Linked DNA regions of Homo sapiens: region 2 is linked to region 1. A link is an interaction called in ENCODE POLR2A ChIA-PET data of the cell type or tissue named here. Cell type or tissue: GM12878. All regions are shown on one strand. Each heading gives the region's core, and the rest is flanking DNA. Links, peaks and the distances in the headings are about the cores only. Region 1 overlaps BICRAL (BICRA like chromatin remodeling complex associated protein). Region 2 has its middle 7.9 kb from the start of ZNF318.

Region 1 (8,336 bases), core at 190-8,189:
GAGACCCAAATGGGTTGGCATTATGTTAATGCTTTATATGCATGATCTCACTTAATCCTTTCAAACTCCCTCTGAAACGTAAGTCCTCTATCCAGAGGAAGAAACTGAGGCACACTCCCTCAGGGAAGTTACTCACTCAAGGCATTACCTACAGCAAGATGCTAGAACTCAGATCGGTCTGATTCCAAAGCTGTTATTGACTATAACTTTTTTTTTTCCTTTTTAAGTCAAATCACTCCTTGCTTGAAAACCTTTAGGATTTTAACGTATAAAAGAAAATTCAAATACTTTGGCCTTACATTTACTGCATTTCACAAACTGATCGCAAGGTCCCTTCCCAGCCTTCCACTTCTCACTTCATCCAAAGAAGTCTCCTTACTGTCCGCCTCTCTTATAAAATCCCAACCTAAATTGGTTCTTTTCCACCTAAGTTCCTCTTATAAGTTATACATAAGTTCTGCTTATGTATCTTTTCCTTATGTATCTTATACATAAGTTCTGCTTATGTATCTTTTCCTGGTCAACAAAATCTTCCTTTTCCTTTAGGCTCCAGTTCAAATTCCATTTCCTACATGTAACCCTTAACAGCTTTTTTTTTTTTTTTTTTTTTGAGACAGAGTTTCGCTCTTGTTGCCCAGGCTGGAGTGCAATGGCACGATTTCAGCTCACGCAACCTCTGCCTCCCGGGTTCAAGTGATTCTCCTGCCTCAGTCTTCCAAGTAGCTGGGATTACAGGCATGCGCCACCATACCTGGCTAATTTTGTGCTTTTAGTAGGGATGGGGTTCTCCATGTTGGTCAGGCTGGTCTCGAACTCCTGACCTCAGGTGATCCACCCGCCTTGGCCTCCCAAAGTGCTGGGATTACAGGTGTGAGCACTGCACCCGGCCGACAGCTCATTATCCTATACCCACATCGCATATGTCAGGAAATCCCACTGGCTATACCTTCAAAAAAACATCCAGAATCCAACATGTACCACCTCCACTACCATCTCTCTGGTCCAAGCCATCATCATCTCCCACTGGCTGTCTCTGCTTTTGCTCTTTTATAGTCTAGAATCTATTCTCAACCCAAATTCCAGAAGTGACCCTTTTAAAACAGAAATCAAAACTCTCCAATGAACCTTCATTTCCTCCCATGTAAAAACCAAAATTCTTTTATGTGCTCGACTGTGAACACCCGTAATGTTCTACACAACTGCTCTGCTCCCCAGCCTCTCTGATCCCTTTTGATTCTAGCCCTTGCTACCTTGCCACGCCCAGAACTCAAAATGCATGCTCATATCTTAGGCCCTTTGCACTGGCTGCTGTCTGCCTGGAATGCCCTTCCTCCAGATATCCTCAGGCTTAAGGCTTATTCAAGACTCTGCTCAAAGACAATCATGACCTACCAGACAATCTTCCCACACCCCAGCACTCCCCGTCTTCCTATCTTTCTATATGTTTACCCCATAACATACTACAAAGTCTACTTAGGTTTATTGTCTGTCTTTCCCAAGAGAACAGGGCTTTGGTCTTTTGCTCACTGCAGCATCCTGGGAGCCTAGAATGGCACCTGGCACACATTATGTGCTCAATAATATTTGCTGAATGGATAAATGAATAGATGCTCTCACACCACCTCAGTCAAAGGTTCTCTCTCCTTTGCTCTTGCTTGTACTAATCATTTGGCACTTACCATACACTGTTGTGTAGTTTTATGTGTGTACATATGATCCAACTGCCTAGATTATGTGTTCCTGTGCCCTCCAAATGCTTTACACCAATTTAGCATTTAATAAATATTTGATGATGAAATATCACTGCAGTGCCTTTTTATTTCAGAGTAGATAGTTATGGTAATAATTTTCAAAACAAGACATTCCGCTTAGAAAAGAAACATTCTAGAAAGCAATATGATGTAAGAAAAATATTAGAACATTTAATTTTAAAAGTTAATCTTAAAAGAATGGAACATATTTTAAAGGTGCATATACATTATACAAAATCCACATCATGCTCTGAAAATATTTATTCTGTGACTTTCACAGCCTCTTATGTCCTAAAGATATGCTTGAGAGTCAAGCTCAAGGTAATTTTTGATAGTAAGGTAATTTGAAACATAGAACATCTATTAAATAATAATTATATCTTGGGAATTTAGGTAATATATGACAGAAATAAAACAATGTGAAATAGGTTTTATGTCACATTTTATTTATAGATATTTATTTATTTATTTGAGACAGAGTCTTGCTCTCTGTTGCCCAGGCTGGAGTGCAGTGGCACGATCTCGGCACACTGCAACCTCCACCTCCCAGGTTCAAGCAATTCTTGTGCCTCAGCCTCCTGAGTAGCTGGGATTGCAGGCGTGCACCATTATGCCCAGCTAATTTTTATATTTTTAGTAGAGACGGGGTCTCGCCATGTTGGCCAGGCTGGTCTTGAACTCCTAACCCAGGTGATCCACCAGTCTTGGCCTCCCAAAGTGCTGGGATTACAGGTGTGAGCCACCGCACCCGACTTTTTGTCACGTTTTTAAATCTAATAGCAGAAAGTTTTGGAAAACAAGTTAGACAACTTTCTAACAATAGATGTAGATCTTTTCAGTTACCTTGACTGTCGTTCATGCGTAATTCTCTTTGTGAGTATTGGTGGAGAGATCAGTAAATAGACTCTTGCATGACTTATGGTAAGTTTCTTTTTTTTTTTTGAGATGGCGTTTTGCTCTTGTTGCCCAGGCTGGATTGCAATGGCGTGATCTTGGCTCACTGTAACCTCCGCCTCCCGGGTTCAAGCAATCCTCCTGTCTCAGCCTCCCGAATAGCTGCGATTACAGGTGCCCGCCACCACGCCCGGCTATTTTTTTTTTTTTTTTTTGTATTTTTAGTAGAGAGGGGGTTTCACCATGTTGGCCAGGCTGGTCTCGAACTCCTGGCCTCAAGTGATCCGCCCGCCTCAGCCTCGCAAACTGCTAGGAGTACAGGCGTGAGCCACTGTGCCCAGCCACTTACAGTAAGTTCTTAATTGATATGTCTAGCTTAGCCTTAAAACTTGACAATTCAAATGAAAAAAGAACAGAGAATAATATATTAGTACTTATAAAATATATAAAATAGAGCCAGGCATGGTGGAGTACACCTGTAGTCTCAACTACTTGGCAGGGGAAGCAGGAGGATTACTTGACTCCAGGAGTTCAAGGTCATGGGTACATAGCCAAACACACACACACACACACACACACACACACACACACACACACAGAGTAAGTGAATTTTGTCCGGCATTAAGTATTTTATGTAACAGAATATGTTCTGCATTTCTAAGTTAAAGCACTTGAGCCTTTTTTTTAAACAACATGGTTACCCAAATGTCATTTTTCTTTGTATTATTCTCTTTTGAAATTAACTGTCAGATTGCTTTATCTCTATCACACATGCTGTAAAAAAATAAATTCTAGGTACATCATGTGACATATAAAGTCAGATTTATAGTAGCTAGGAGCGGTGGCTCATGCCTGTAATCCGTGCTATCTGGGAGGCTGAGGCAGGAAGATGACTGTAGCTCAGGAGTTCAAGACCAGCTTGGGCAACACAGCGAGCCCCTGTCTCAAATTTTTTCTTTTAATCTGATTTATAAACAAGTAACATAGTTTTACATTTTAAAAATAAAAATAAAAATAAAAATAAAAATAAAAATAAAAATGTCATCTTGTCCAGGAGTTCGAGACAAGCCTGGACAACATGGGGAAACCCTGTCTCTACAAAAATACAAAAATTATCCAGGCATGATGGTGTGCACCTGTAGTCCCAGCTACTAGTGAAGCTTCAGTGAGCTGAGATGGGGCCACTGTACTCCAGCCCGGGCAACAGAGCAAGACCCTGTCTCAAAAAAAAAAAAAAAAAAAAAAAAGTCATCTTGAGGCCTACGCATAGAAGTAGCGCCAAAAACATCCCAGTTGTAAACCTTCATGTTGTGTGATTACACCTAGAGAAAAGGGGTTGACTTTCACAGATTTCTCCATCCTAAAACTCTCACAGATTTGGAGAATCACAATACAAATGGAAAATAAGAATAAACCAACCTGGTCAGGCGCGGTGGCTCACGCCTGTAATCCCAGCACTTTGGGAGGCCAAGGCTGGTGGATCACTTGAAGTTAGGAGTTGGAGACCAGACTAGCCAACTGGTGAAACCCCATCTCTACTAAAAATACAAAAATTAGCAGCCAGGCATGGTGGCTCACACCTGTAATCCCAGCACTTTGGGAGGCCGAGGCGGGTGGATCATGAGGTCAGGAGATTGAGACCATCCTGGCTAACACAGTGAAACCCCGTCTCTACTAAAAATACAAAAAAAAAAAAAAAAAAAAAAAAAAAAATTAGCTGGGTCTGTAATCCCAGCTACTCGGGAGGCTGAGGCAGGAGAATGGCATGGACCTGGGAGGCAGAGCTTGCAGTGAGCTGAGATCACGCCAATGCACTCCAGTCTGGGTAACAGAGCGAGACTCTGTCTCAAAAAAAAAAAAAAAAAAAAAAAAAAAAAAAAAAAAAAATTAGCTGGGCATGGTGGCATGCGCTTGTAAATCCTAGCTACTGGGGAGGCTGAGGCACAAGAATCACTTAAACCCGGGAGGTGGAGTTTGCAGTGAGCTGAGATTGTGCCACTGCACTCCAGCCTGGGCAACAGAGTGAGATTCCATCTCAAAAAATAAATAAAATAAACCAGCCAGCCAATTTCTTTCTCCTTTTTTTCTTTTTCTTTGTGACAGAGTTTCACTCTCGTCGCCCAGTCTGGAGTGCAGTGGCACGATTTTGGCTCACTGCAACCTCCGCCTCCCAGATTCAAACAATTCTTGTGCCTCAGCCTCCAGAATAGCTGGGATTACAGGTACCTGCCACCACACCTGGCTAATTTTTGTATTTTTAGTAGAGATGGGGTTTCTTCATGTTGGCCAGGCTGGTCTCAAATTCCTGACCTCAAGTGATTCACCTACTTCGGCCTCCCAAAGTGCGGGATTACAAGCATAAGCCACCACACTCAGCATCAATTTCTAAATATACTTATTTGCACTTCTAAAAAGTCTCAGGGTTAAATGAAATCTAGGCCAAGCGGAGTGGCTTACACCTGTAATCCCAACACTGTGGGAGGCTGAGGCAGGAGGACTGCTTGAGGCCAGGAGTTTGAGACCAGCTTGGGCAACATAGCAAGAACTCATCTCTACATTTAAAAAAAAAAAAAAATTAGCTGGGCATGGTGGTACATGCATGTAATCCCAGCTACTCAGTAGAGGCTGAGGTGAGAGGGCTGCTTGAACCCACGAGATGGAGGCTGCAGCTATGATCACGCCACTGGACTTCAACCCTGGGTGACCAAGATACTGTCTCAGAAAAAAACCAAAAATGTTCATAAGAAAAAAAGTTACAGTAAGCTAAGCTTATTATTGAGGAAGGAAAAATATTTTATAAGCTTAATGTAGCCTAAGTGTATGGTGTTTATTAAGTTCACAGTAGTGCACAGTGTCCTAGGCCTTCACATTCTTTCACCACTCACTGACTCACCCAGACCAACTTCCAGTCCTCCAAGCTTCATTCATGGTAACTGCCCTATACAGGTGCACCATTTTTTTCTTTTGTATCATATTTTTACTGTACCATGTTTAGATATGTTGATACACAAATACAGTTACAGTTACCTACAGTATCCAGGTACAGTCACATGCTGTACAGGTTTACAATACAGGAGGAATAGGCTATATCATATAGCCTAGGTGTGTGGTAGGTTATACCATATTGGTTTGCGTAAGAGCACTCTATGGTGTTTGTACACAATGAAATCACCTAACGATGCATTCATCAGAACCTATCCCTGTGATTAAATGACACATGACTGTATTTACTAAAAACCCATCAGAGGCCAGGTGCAGTGGTTCACACCTATAGTCCTAGCACTTTGGGAGGCCGAGGTGAGAAGACCGCTTGAGCCCAGGAGTTTGAGACACGCCTGTGCAACATAGTGAGTTCTCATCTCAAAAAACAAAAACAAAAACCAAACCCATTAGAACCCATCAGGGTCTCAAACAAGGTGAAGGTTTAACAAATATTATTTCTTTTCCCCCTCATTTTCTTCCCTGTGAAAATGTTTCCATTTCAGGCCAGGACACAAAGTTCAACTCCTAATGAAAAAAAGTGTCCTGGATTTGGGTTCAACTGAAATAAACCATTTCTAGAAAGGCAATATCTTTCATATCTTATTCTCTCACATTCTCAGACTCAGGGCTTTAATTTTAAGTAATGTTAAGTGTTTAATGTGTTTGCAAGATAAGAGAGCCAAATAACCCACAAAAACAGAACATGTTCGGTTTCACAACTTTATTAAAAATAAATTTATAAGTAAACAAATCGTAACTTTATAGATTAAAGTTGATTGGGATTAAGGAGAACCTGGGTATAAGAGGATCTGGTACAGAGAGGTCTCAGGATCTTTTCCTGAGTGGGAGTACATACGAGGTAGGGAAGAGAAAACAACAAACCAGAACAAAGTTGCTGCTCCCAGGTCCTCTTTCATCCTCCACCTTCCCACACAGCATTCTGACAGCCCCTGAGCTCTCCTCAACTGCACTACAAAAGGGCAGGCCACCCCCAGCACAGTCAAGTCCTGAGCTCCCTCTGCTTGTAGCCAGGCACCATGTTAGTGATTTCCACCTCAGGGCTTTCCTTTTAAAATCCACACCCCACATGCCTTTGCAGTCAGCTCTCTCACCTCTCCATACTCATTTCACTCTTCCCCAACTCCCCCAGCCCACCTTCTGCCAGCTCCTTCACTCACTGTATTTTCCTCTTCTACTATACAGAACATTATTCATCAAGCAAGAGCCATGCCATGCAGAAACGCATCTGGTATGCTACTTAAATCATGCCGTTTCACCCGTTTTTCCCCAGATTTGCTCCTCTCACCTTTAACTCAAAGCTATCTTTCTCAGTGAAGAATGTAGACAGCTATTTTGAATTCCATCATCTACTCCATTCTTATTTTCTCTAATCTCACTTTACGGTTATTGTTTAGCCTATTTGGGGAGCAGAGAAAACTCATGAAAAAGGGAATGACAGCAGACTCAAAGAGGAAAGAAAGGGGAAAAGAAGGTGGGGGGGGGGTGCTACATACTTCCATTTGACATTATTTAAATAAAAAATGATTTTCTCGGCAGGATGCAGTGGCTCACGCCTGTAATCCCAGCACTTTGGGAGGGAAAGGTGGGAAGACTGCTTGAGCCCAGGAGTTTGAGGCCAGCCTGGGTGACAAAGAGAAACCCCTGTCTCTACAAAAAAAAAAAAAAAAAAAAAAAAATTAAATTATCTGGGCATGGTGTTGCATTTCTATAGTCCCAGCTACTTGGGAGGCTGAGGTTGGGGGAATCCCTTGATCCCAGGAGGTCCAGGCTGCAGTGAGCTACAATTGTACCACTGCACTCCAGGCTGGGTAACAGTGAGAACCTGTCTCAAAAACAAACAAAAAATGAAACTCAATGCTTATTTCTCTCCTTCCCTGTTCTGTAATCAGACTTTTTTTCTCATCACGTGCACAGATCAGAATGTCAAATGCTATAAGCCGCCACACATTCAATGGTCTTGATTCTTTTTCTCACAGATCCCTCTACTAGTGTAAGATATTGCTGATCTCTAACAGAATACTGTTTTCCTTTTGATTCCCATCATTCTACTCTACCTAGGTTCTCCAAGTACTGAGTCAGCAAATGTTTACTGAGTGCTCAACTTGTTTTGAATGCTGTGCTAAAGGCTTAGAACAAAACAGTAAACATGGGAGCAAATAATGTAATATTCCCAGGTCCTATACTACAATCTCTACGTCTATAGGTGACTTATGCACCCTCAAGCTTGGTACCATGATAAGAAGAGATACTTTCTCTTTAGTTTCAGTAATCTGAAATTTCATTTCTAAAGCAATTTTCTTCCATATGCAAATAACACCTCTATCTGCCACAAATATTTAAGTGTTCATTCTTTTTTTTTTTTTTTTTGAGACAGTCTAGCTATGTCACCCAGGCTGGAGTGCAGTGGGAAGATCTCAGCTCACTCCAATGTCTGCCTTCCAGGTTCAAGCAATTCTCATGCCTCAGCCTCCTGAGTAGCTGGGATTACAGGTGTGTGCCACCATGCCTGGCTATTTTCTTTGTATTTTTAGTAGAGATGAGTTTTGCCATGTTGGCCAGGCTGGTTTTGAACTCCTGGCCTCAAACGATTTGCCTGCCTCAGCCTCCCAAAGTGCTGGGATTGTAGGTGTGAGCCATGGGCCCAGCCTAATTCATTTTTTACTATGGTAAAATATATGTAAGATTTAC
Region 2 (8,336 bases), core at 78-8,077, 580 kb before region 1:
AAAAGAAGTTATGGTAAGTTATGGTATTGAGTCATTAATCCTGATTTTTGTGAAGAAATAAGATTGTAGTTACACACTGGGGTCAAGAGGCATATTGATGGTACAGAGGGGATCCCCTGGGGTGCATCCTCATGAAACCATGATCAGAACTAAAAGTTAATGAAAGACATCTTTAACCCCTTGAACAGGCAGGACCACCAAAAGCTTGGATCTCTCAGAAATGAGATTTGGGTCATATACTGACCAGCTGAGGTTCTGCCTAAAGGCAAAGAGACCACAGAACTAGTAGAGAGGACAGAAGTCATAAATACCCACAGCCTTCTGATTAGTTGTGGAAATGAGAATGGTAGCCTCTTTCCATATTTCTTTCCTTGATTTTTCCTAAATATATTCATATATCTTAACTGATTTCTCTTTTTTCTCTCTCTCTCTTTTTTTTTTTAGTAAATGATGTGTTGGCCGGGCACGGTGGCTCATGCCTGTAATCCCAGAACTTTGGGAGGCCGAGGCGGGCAGATCACTTGAGGTCAGGCGCTCGAGACCAGCCCAGCCAACATGGTGAAACCCCGTTTCTACTAAAAAAAAAAAATACAAAAATTAGCCAAGCGTGGTGGTGCGTGCCTGTGGTCCCAGCCACTCATGAGGCTGAGGCATAAGAATTGCTTCCACCTGGGAGGTAGAGGTTGCAGTGAGCTGAGATTGAGCCACTACACTCCAGCCTGGGTGACAGAGCAAAATTCCATCTCAAAAAAAAAAAAAAAAATATGTGTTGGTGATTGATAACATTACAAGCTAATCTACAAAGATATCAAGACAAGACTGGGCAGAACTAGGAATAGGCATCAACAAGACTCCCTGGGCTTGGAACTGGATGTAGTGACTGCTAAAATCTGAGGCTATTTTGAGGGAGGCAGTAAGTGATTTTCATTTGTATAAGGGATGTCCAAAGCGTGCTGGACAGGAAAATTTTTTTTTGGAAGAGTTAAGTATGGGAAGAAGGATATATGTGGATAACAGGCAGTAGGAGGGATTTTCTGAGCCTTGTTCTTTATAGATTTCCCATCAATACTGTGAACTGCACAGTTTAATTTCAACCACTTTATTTTCTGCTTTTGTTAGCAAGAATTCATTTTTCTTTCTTGCAGCTGGAAACCCTGACTGATACAGGGTCCCAGCCCGTCTTACCCTTTCCTCTCTCTCTTAGCACCTGTCATTTTCTTCTTCCTAAAACACAGAAAGGGTAGATCACTTTATTCTGTCATCCTATGCAAAAATCTCCAATGACAGGGTAAAATCTGGACACCTTACTCTGAAATCCATGTTTCTTACCAGATTAATGCCAAGTTACCTTTCCAAATGCATCTTTGCCTATTCCCTTCTAAAAACCAGCATTCAAGCCAAATTGGCTCCTTACTGCCTTGAGAATCACCAAGAACATCAAAATGTAACTTTTACACAAAGGAGGGTAGCCTTTTTTGGCCACCCAGTCCTCAAAGAAGTCTCCATATACAGAACTCCTGTCTATGACATTGTACAGAGGGATGCAATGCCTCATGATATGCTTTTGTTTTTATTGGTATCTTGAAAGCTACGTTTAAAAAAACCTGTGAGTTTCTCAAAGATAAGGACCATGTTTTATTCATCTTTATGGACTAGAACCTAACAGAGTGCCTGACAGCTACAATTATTAGGGTTTTAAACAATTCAGATACATTTCAGTGCCTTTTTTTCTTTTGGCGAGTGATAGTACTGATATAGTACTAAACATGAAATCTGTTCTTCCACCAAGGGAGGGAAGGGGCAGTCATCTGCTTCATGGGCTAGATGAAGAGACTGAAGAATCCAACTGCTCCTCGTACCAACTTTCAACCCAATTCTACATTTCAGCACCACACCCAAACCCACCTTCAAAAGTCTCTGGGGTGTCTAAGAGGGTCAGAGTTCTGTGTATGAACCATTTTGGTTCCTTCTGGGTTACCCACCTGCATGCCTAAGTTTCAGCTTTTTCTGCTTTGTTGTTAGTTACCTAACACCATCTGTTTTCTGGCTTCCAAAATGTTGTCATCATCCCATTTACATTCTCTTCTCATCTTTTCTCCCATTCCTTTATTTATTTATTTTTATTTTTTAGAGACAGAGTTTTGCTCTGTTGGCCAAGCTGAAGTGCAGTGGCACAATCATAGCTAACTGCAGCCTCAAATTCCTGGGCTCAAGCAATCCTCCCCAGTAGCTGGGACTGCAGGACTGAGCAACTATGACTGGCTAATTTTTTTTATTTTTACTTTTGTAGACACAGGGTTTCACTATGTTGCCCAGGCCTCTGGCCTCTAGCAATCCTTTTGCCTTGGCCTCTCATAGCCCTAGGATTATAGGTGTGAGTTACCACACCTGGCCCAAACACCTTAATTCTAAGTAAAGTTATACTCTAGGCCTAAGTTTATTTCAAAGCAAGAGAAACTAATCACTCATAATTTTAGAACCTCCCCAAAGTAATTAATTTGATTTACACACATACAAGCCACCACACCTGGCTAATTTTTGCATTTTTTGTAGAGATGGAGTCTTGCTATGTTGCCCAGACTGGTCTCAAACTCCTGGACTCAAGTGATCCTCACATCTTGGCCTCCCAAAGTGCTGGAATTATAGGCGTGACCCACTTTGCCCATTATCTACAAACAATGGACCACAATTCTAGACGAGAACTCTTGAGTGAGTTGAGCATCACATCTGTCTTTCTGGAGGGCTCACTGTCCCTCTTCTGGCCAAATGTTTCCTACATGAAGCTGGAGTTTGTTTGGATAGGTACCAGCAATCACATCATCTGAGCCAGTTACACCTCATTAATCTTGGACTTAAAGGATAACCAGCCTGGGCCAGGCTCGGTGGCCCACACCTGCAATCCTAGCACTTTGTGAAGCTGAAGCAGGCAGATAGCTGGAGCCCAGGAGTTTGACACCAGCCTGGGCAATATAGGGATACCCTGTCTGTACAAAAAAAATTTTAAATTAGCCAGGCATGGTGGCATATGCCTGTAGTCCCAGCTACTTGGGAGTCTGAGGGTGGGAGGATTGCTTGAACCCAGGAGGTAGAGGCTGCAGTGAGCTGAGATCGCACTACTGCACTCCAGCCTGGGCAACAGAGTGAGATCCTGTCTCAAAAATAGATAAATAAAAATTTAAAAATAACCAGCCTGGACCACAAGGCAAAACTCTGTCTCTACAAAAAATAAAAAAATTAGCTGGGTGTGGTGATGCATGCCTGTAGTCCCAGCTACTCAGGAAGCTGAGGTGGGAGGATTGCTTGAGTCCAGGAGTTCAAGGCTGCAGTGAGCTACAACCTATTAAAACAAAAAAAATTCCAACAGGGCTAAACAGTTTGGTCAAGTATAGTGTGCACACAGGCATGCACGCAGATTAATGTTTATAATGTTTAATATGCTGGACGTGGTCAACCTCTGCATACCTCTTCAGCTTCATTTCTCACTATTCTCCTTTCTTTCTGCCCTCTGGTCACACTGGCCTTCTGTCTGGTCAATCAGATCACCAGGGTTTCTCCTGCCACAGGGCTTTGTGTACAGCTCAGCTTTCTAAACCTTACACCAGTAATGTTTACAGGTATGTCAAGAAGTGATTCCTGTCTACCCTGGGATGAGAACAGGTGGGGACTGGGTAAGTGGCTGGTGTAAACAGAGGACAAGGACAGTGAAAAGGGTAACTGTTAGGAAGTACTAGATTAGGTGTCCCTCTGCCTACCAGGCTTTATGCTCTACTACCTCCTACTTATTTTCAGATCTCAGCTCAAATACCGCTTCTCAGGGAAGTCCTGCCTAATCTCTCTGACCATGGCAGATCTTAATACATGTCTCAGATCACCCAGGACCTTTCCTTCAAAACCTTGAACATTTCCATAATATTGCTGTTAGATTTATTTTTATTTCATTTTATTTATTTTTATTTTGTTATTTTTTTTTTTGAGACAGGGTCTCACTCTTGCCCAGGCTGTAGTGTAGTGGTGCTATCATAGCTTGCTGCAGCCTTGAACTCCTGGGCTCAAGTGATCCTCCTGCCTCAGCCTCCCAAGTAGCTATGACTACAGGCATGCACCACCACACCTGGCTATTTTGTTGTTGTTGTTGTTTAGTACAGATGGAGTTTTGTTATATTGCCCAGGCTGGTCTCGAACTCCTGAGCTGAAGCGATCCCCCTACTTCGGCCTCCCAAAGTGTTGGGATTAAAGGCATGAGCCATTGTGCCTGGCCAGTATTTATTTGTTTTTTAATAAGCTGGTAAGATGTACATTCGTGTTTTGTGTGATTACGGTATTATGATTATAATACCATATTATTATAGTAATATAATACTATATATTAGTATATAGTATGTACTAGTTATAAAATAGAAACCATGGTGATCTGGGGGACCAGACAAAAAGCATTTGGATGTGAAACATCCACATATGAATTAACTGCCTGCATTCAGGGTTTCTCCAAATTCAAGGTTAAAAAGGGTTATTAGTGCCTCATAGAATAAAGGTAGGGGCTATACCAAAAGCAATTTTTATTCTCTAGGGTTGTGTATTAGCTATCTGCATAGCAAATTACTCCCAGGTTGGCAGCCTAAAACAAGCACTTTTATCTCACAGTTTCTGAGGATGAGGACTATGGAAGTGATTTGCTAGATGGTCCTGGCTCAGGGTCTCTCAAGAAGATGCACTCAAGATATTGGCTTGGGCCGCAGTCATCTGAAGGCTTGATATACTTGAGTATCTGCTTGTGAGATGACTCACCCACATGGCTGTTGCCTGGAGGCCTCAATTCCTTGCTTCTGTTGTCAGGAGACCTCAGTTTCTCACTACATGGGGTTTTCCATAGGGTTGCTCAACATGGCAGGTGTTTTCCCCCAAAATCATATGATCCCAGAGAGAGAAAGTGTGCTCAAAATGGAAGCCACAATGGCTTTAATAACCTAATCTTGGACATGATACATATCACCTCTGTCATATTCTATTGGTCACACAGACCAACCTTTGTACAATATGGGAGGAGCCCATACCAGGGAGTGAATACCAAGAGACAGGGATCATTAGGGGCCATTTTGGTGGCTGACTAGCATATCTGAGAAACAAATTGCTTGTTAGCACACAGATAGTGCTATTCAAGCTTCACATTTCTTAGGATACAGGTTTGTCTTCTGTCTCTAGCTCTTTTAATTGTGAAAAATTACATGTATACATAAAAGTATATAAAAATAAATGTACAGAATGGGTGTGGTGGCTCACGCCTGCAATCCTAGCACTTTGGGAGGCCGAGGTGGGCGGATGACCTGAGGTCAGGAGTTCAAGACCAGCCTGGCCAACATGGTGAAACCCTGTCTCTACTAAAACTACAAAAATTAGCCAGGTGTGGTGGCACATGCCTGTAATCCCAGCTACTCAGGAGGGTGAGGCAGGAGAAGCACTTGAACCCAGGAGGCAGAGGCTGCAGTGAGCCGAGATCGTACCATTGCACTCCAGCCTGAGCTACAGAGCAAGACTCCATCTCTAAATAAATAAATAAATAAATAAATAAATAAATAAATAAATGTACAGCTAACTGAATTATTAAAAAGCTAGTATCTGTGGAAAAACAACCACCCAGATTAATATATGGAACGAGCTCAATACCCCAGAAGCTCCTCCCATTGTTCTGTCTAATTACAATGCCCTCTCTTCCATCCTCAGGGTGACCACCATGCTGATTTTTATGGTTTTTAGCTTCATTTTCTTTATAGTGGTTTACCACTAAGAATGCACTCCTATCCACTGTAGTTTAGTTTTGACAATTTAGCCGGGTATGGTGGTAATCCCAGCACTTTGGGAGGCTGAGGCAGGAGGACTGCTTGAGGCCAGGAGTTCAACACCAGTCTAGGCAACATAGTTAACCCTGTCTTGAAAAAAAAAAAGAAAAAAGAAAAAAAATTATCCGAGTACGATAACACATGCCTGTAGTCCTACCTACTTGGAGGTTGAGGCAGGAGGATCCCTTGAGTCAAAGAGTTTGGGACTGCAGTGAACCATGATTGGGACACATCACTCTAGACTGGGTGACAGAGAGAGACCCTGTCTCAAAACAAAACCAAAACAAAACAAAAAAGCTATATAAATGGAATTATGCAATGTATTGTTTTGCATCTATTTTCTTTAACTCAACATTATGTTTTTCAGATTCATTTATGTTGTTGAGTGAAGCAGTCTGTTAATTTTCAATGCTGAATAGTATGCCATTGTATAAACATCCCCAAATTTATTCATTTTACTGTTGTAGAATATGTGGACTTTTTTTAGTATTTGGCAATTACAGAGAAAGCTGCTGTGAACGTTCTTGTACGTAACTGCTGGTATACCTTGTATGCATTTCTGTAGGATATATACTTAGGAACAAAATTGTGTAGTCATTTTCAACTTTAGTAGAAATGCCAACCTGTTTTCCAGAGTGGTGGCACTGATTTACACAGTGTAGAAGAATGTCCCTTGTTCTACACCCTCACCAATATCTGCAATGTTAACTATGTTGGTGTGAAGTGCTATTTTGTTATGGTTTTAATTTACATTTTCACGATTGAGGTTTCATATATTTAGTAATCATTTGAATATCCTCTTTTGAGCACTTTTTTTTTTTTTTTTTTTTGAGATGGAATCTTGTTCTGTCACTGAGGCTGGAGTGCAGTGGCACGATCTCGGCTCACTGCAATCTCCACCTCCCGGGTTCAAGTGATTCTCCTGCCTTAGCCTCCTAAGTAGCTGGGATTACAGGCACCCACCACCACCCCTGGCCAATTTTTTGGTATTTTTTAGTAGAGATGGGGTTTCACCATGTTGGTCAGGCTGGTCTCGAACTCCTGACCTCAAGTGATCCACCTGTCTCAGCCTCTCATAGTGCTGGGATTACAGACGTGAGCCACTGCGCCTGGCCAGAGCTTTTTTTTTTTTGTTTTTTGAGACAGAGGTTATGGATGTAATAGTGATACATGCATGATTGAATCCACCATGTTTAACAGAAAATCATATTTTCTCTCTTCTTCCTTTTCCAGAGACAGGGTCTTGCTTTGTTGTCCAGGCTAACCTCGGGCTCCTGGGCTCAGGTGAAAACTCCTGCCTTAGTCTCCTGAGTAGCTGGGATTATAGGTACCTGCCACTGTGTCCAGCAGAAAAATCATATTTTCTTTTCTTTTTTTGAGGTGGAGTCTCACTGTGTCACCCAGGCTGGAATGCAGTGGCAAGATCTCGACTCACTGCAACCTCCGCCTCCCAGATTCAAGCGATTCTCCTGCCTCAGCCTCCTGAGTAGCTGGGACTACAAGCGTGCTAAGGTAGCCAGACTACCATGCCCAGCTAATTTTTGTATTTTTAGTAGAGACAGAGTTTCACTATGTTGGCCAGGCTAGTCTTGAACTCCTGACCTCAAGTGATCCGCCTGCCTCGGCCTCCCACAGTGTTGGGATTACAGGTGTGAACCACTGCGCCTGGCCAGACTCATATTTTCTTTCTTTCCTTTTTTTTTTGAGATAGAGTCTCCTTTGTCACCCAGGCTGGAGTGTAGTGGTGTGATCTCGGCTCACTGAAAACTCTGCCTCCCGGGTTCAAGCTATTCTCCTGCCTTAGCCTCCTGAGTAGCTGGGATTACAGGCACCCGCCACCATGCCTGGCTAATTTTTTTATTTTTAGTAGAGATGGGGTTTCGCCATGTTGACCAGGCTGGTCTCGAACTCCCGACCTCAGGTGATCTGCCTGCCTCAGCCTCCCAGAGTGCTGGCATTAACAGGCATGAGCCACCACAGCTGGCCTCAGAATCGTATTTTCTAATTAGTTATTACTGGTGTATAGGTAATATTGGTAATATTAGGATATTACCATTCCAGTCACTGAGCAGGGAGTGTCTAGGCTCAGTTCTTGTTTAAAGGCTGTCAATATTTTTATCTTCCCACCCACATGGCACATTCCCATGAAACTTAGCCCCAAGCAGAAGGCTGGCAGTAATTTGTTCAGCTCGCATGTAGGGACAGGCATGTCCTTGGCTTTAAGCTAAAAATCTGTCCCAGGTCCTCCACCTCCTGAGGAGCACTTACATTTCCATTATCTCACAGGAGCCAAATCTCTAACTGCTACCCTTGATTCTAGACTCATTTCAAAGCCCATGAGGTCCATGGGGAGGTGGTTATCTCGTTTCAGAGTGTATTAGCTGTTTTGAGCTGCTGTAACAAAATACCGTAAGGCTGGGTGGCTTCAACAACACGTGCTTATTTCTTACAGTTCTAGAGGCTGGAATGTCCAAGACCAAGGTGCTAGCCAATTTAGTTCCT

The links. Peaks named below come from ENCODE experiments on the same cell type or tissue, not always from the same donor. Only the 100,000 strongest peaks of a DNase experiment are listed, where the experiment ranks them.
Region 2: POLR2A ChIA-PET joins it to region 1 with 12 read pairs; 4 of 35 experiments call an interaction of 5 or more read pairs at or near these places.

What each region holds. Positions count from the first base shown.
Region 1 is chr6:42,789,319-42,797,654 of GRCh38, reverse strand. All of the region lies in intron 1 of BICRAL (BICRA like chromatin remodeling complex associated protein), which reads right to left. LOC401261 (a long non-coding RNA gene) reads right to left here. Exons shown (of 2, transcript NR_134654.1): 2 at 6,332-7,239. Among named protein-coding and RNA genes, the nearest start is that of BICRAL, 11 kb to the right of the region's middle. In GM12878, for the core only: no CTCF peak of the experiment used is centred there; no DNase peak of the experiment used is centred there; H3K4me3 peaks cover 319 bases; H3K27ac peaks cover 1,725 bases.
Region 2 is chr6:43,373,336-43,381,671 of GRCh38, reverse strand. No RefSeq gene overlaps it. Among named protein-coding and RNA genes, the nearest start is that of ZNF318, 7.9 kb to the right of the region's middle. RefSeq lists an enhancer at 4,772-4,991. In GM12878, for the core only: no CTCF peak of the experiment used is centred there; a DNase peak (open chromatin) is centred at 4,971; H3K4me3 peaks cover 1,428 bases; H3K27ac peaks cover 6,856 bases.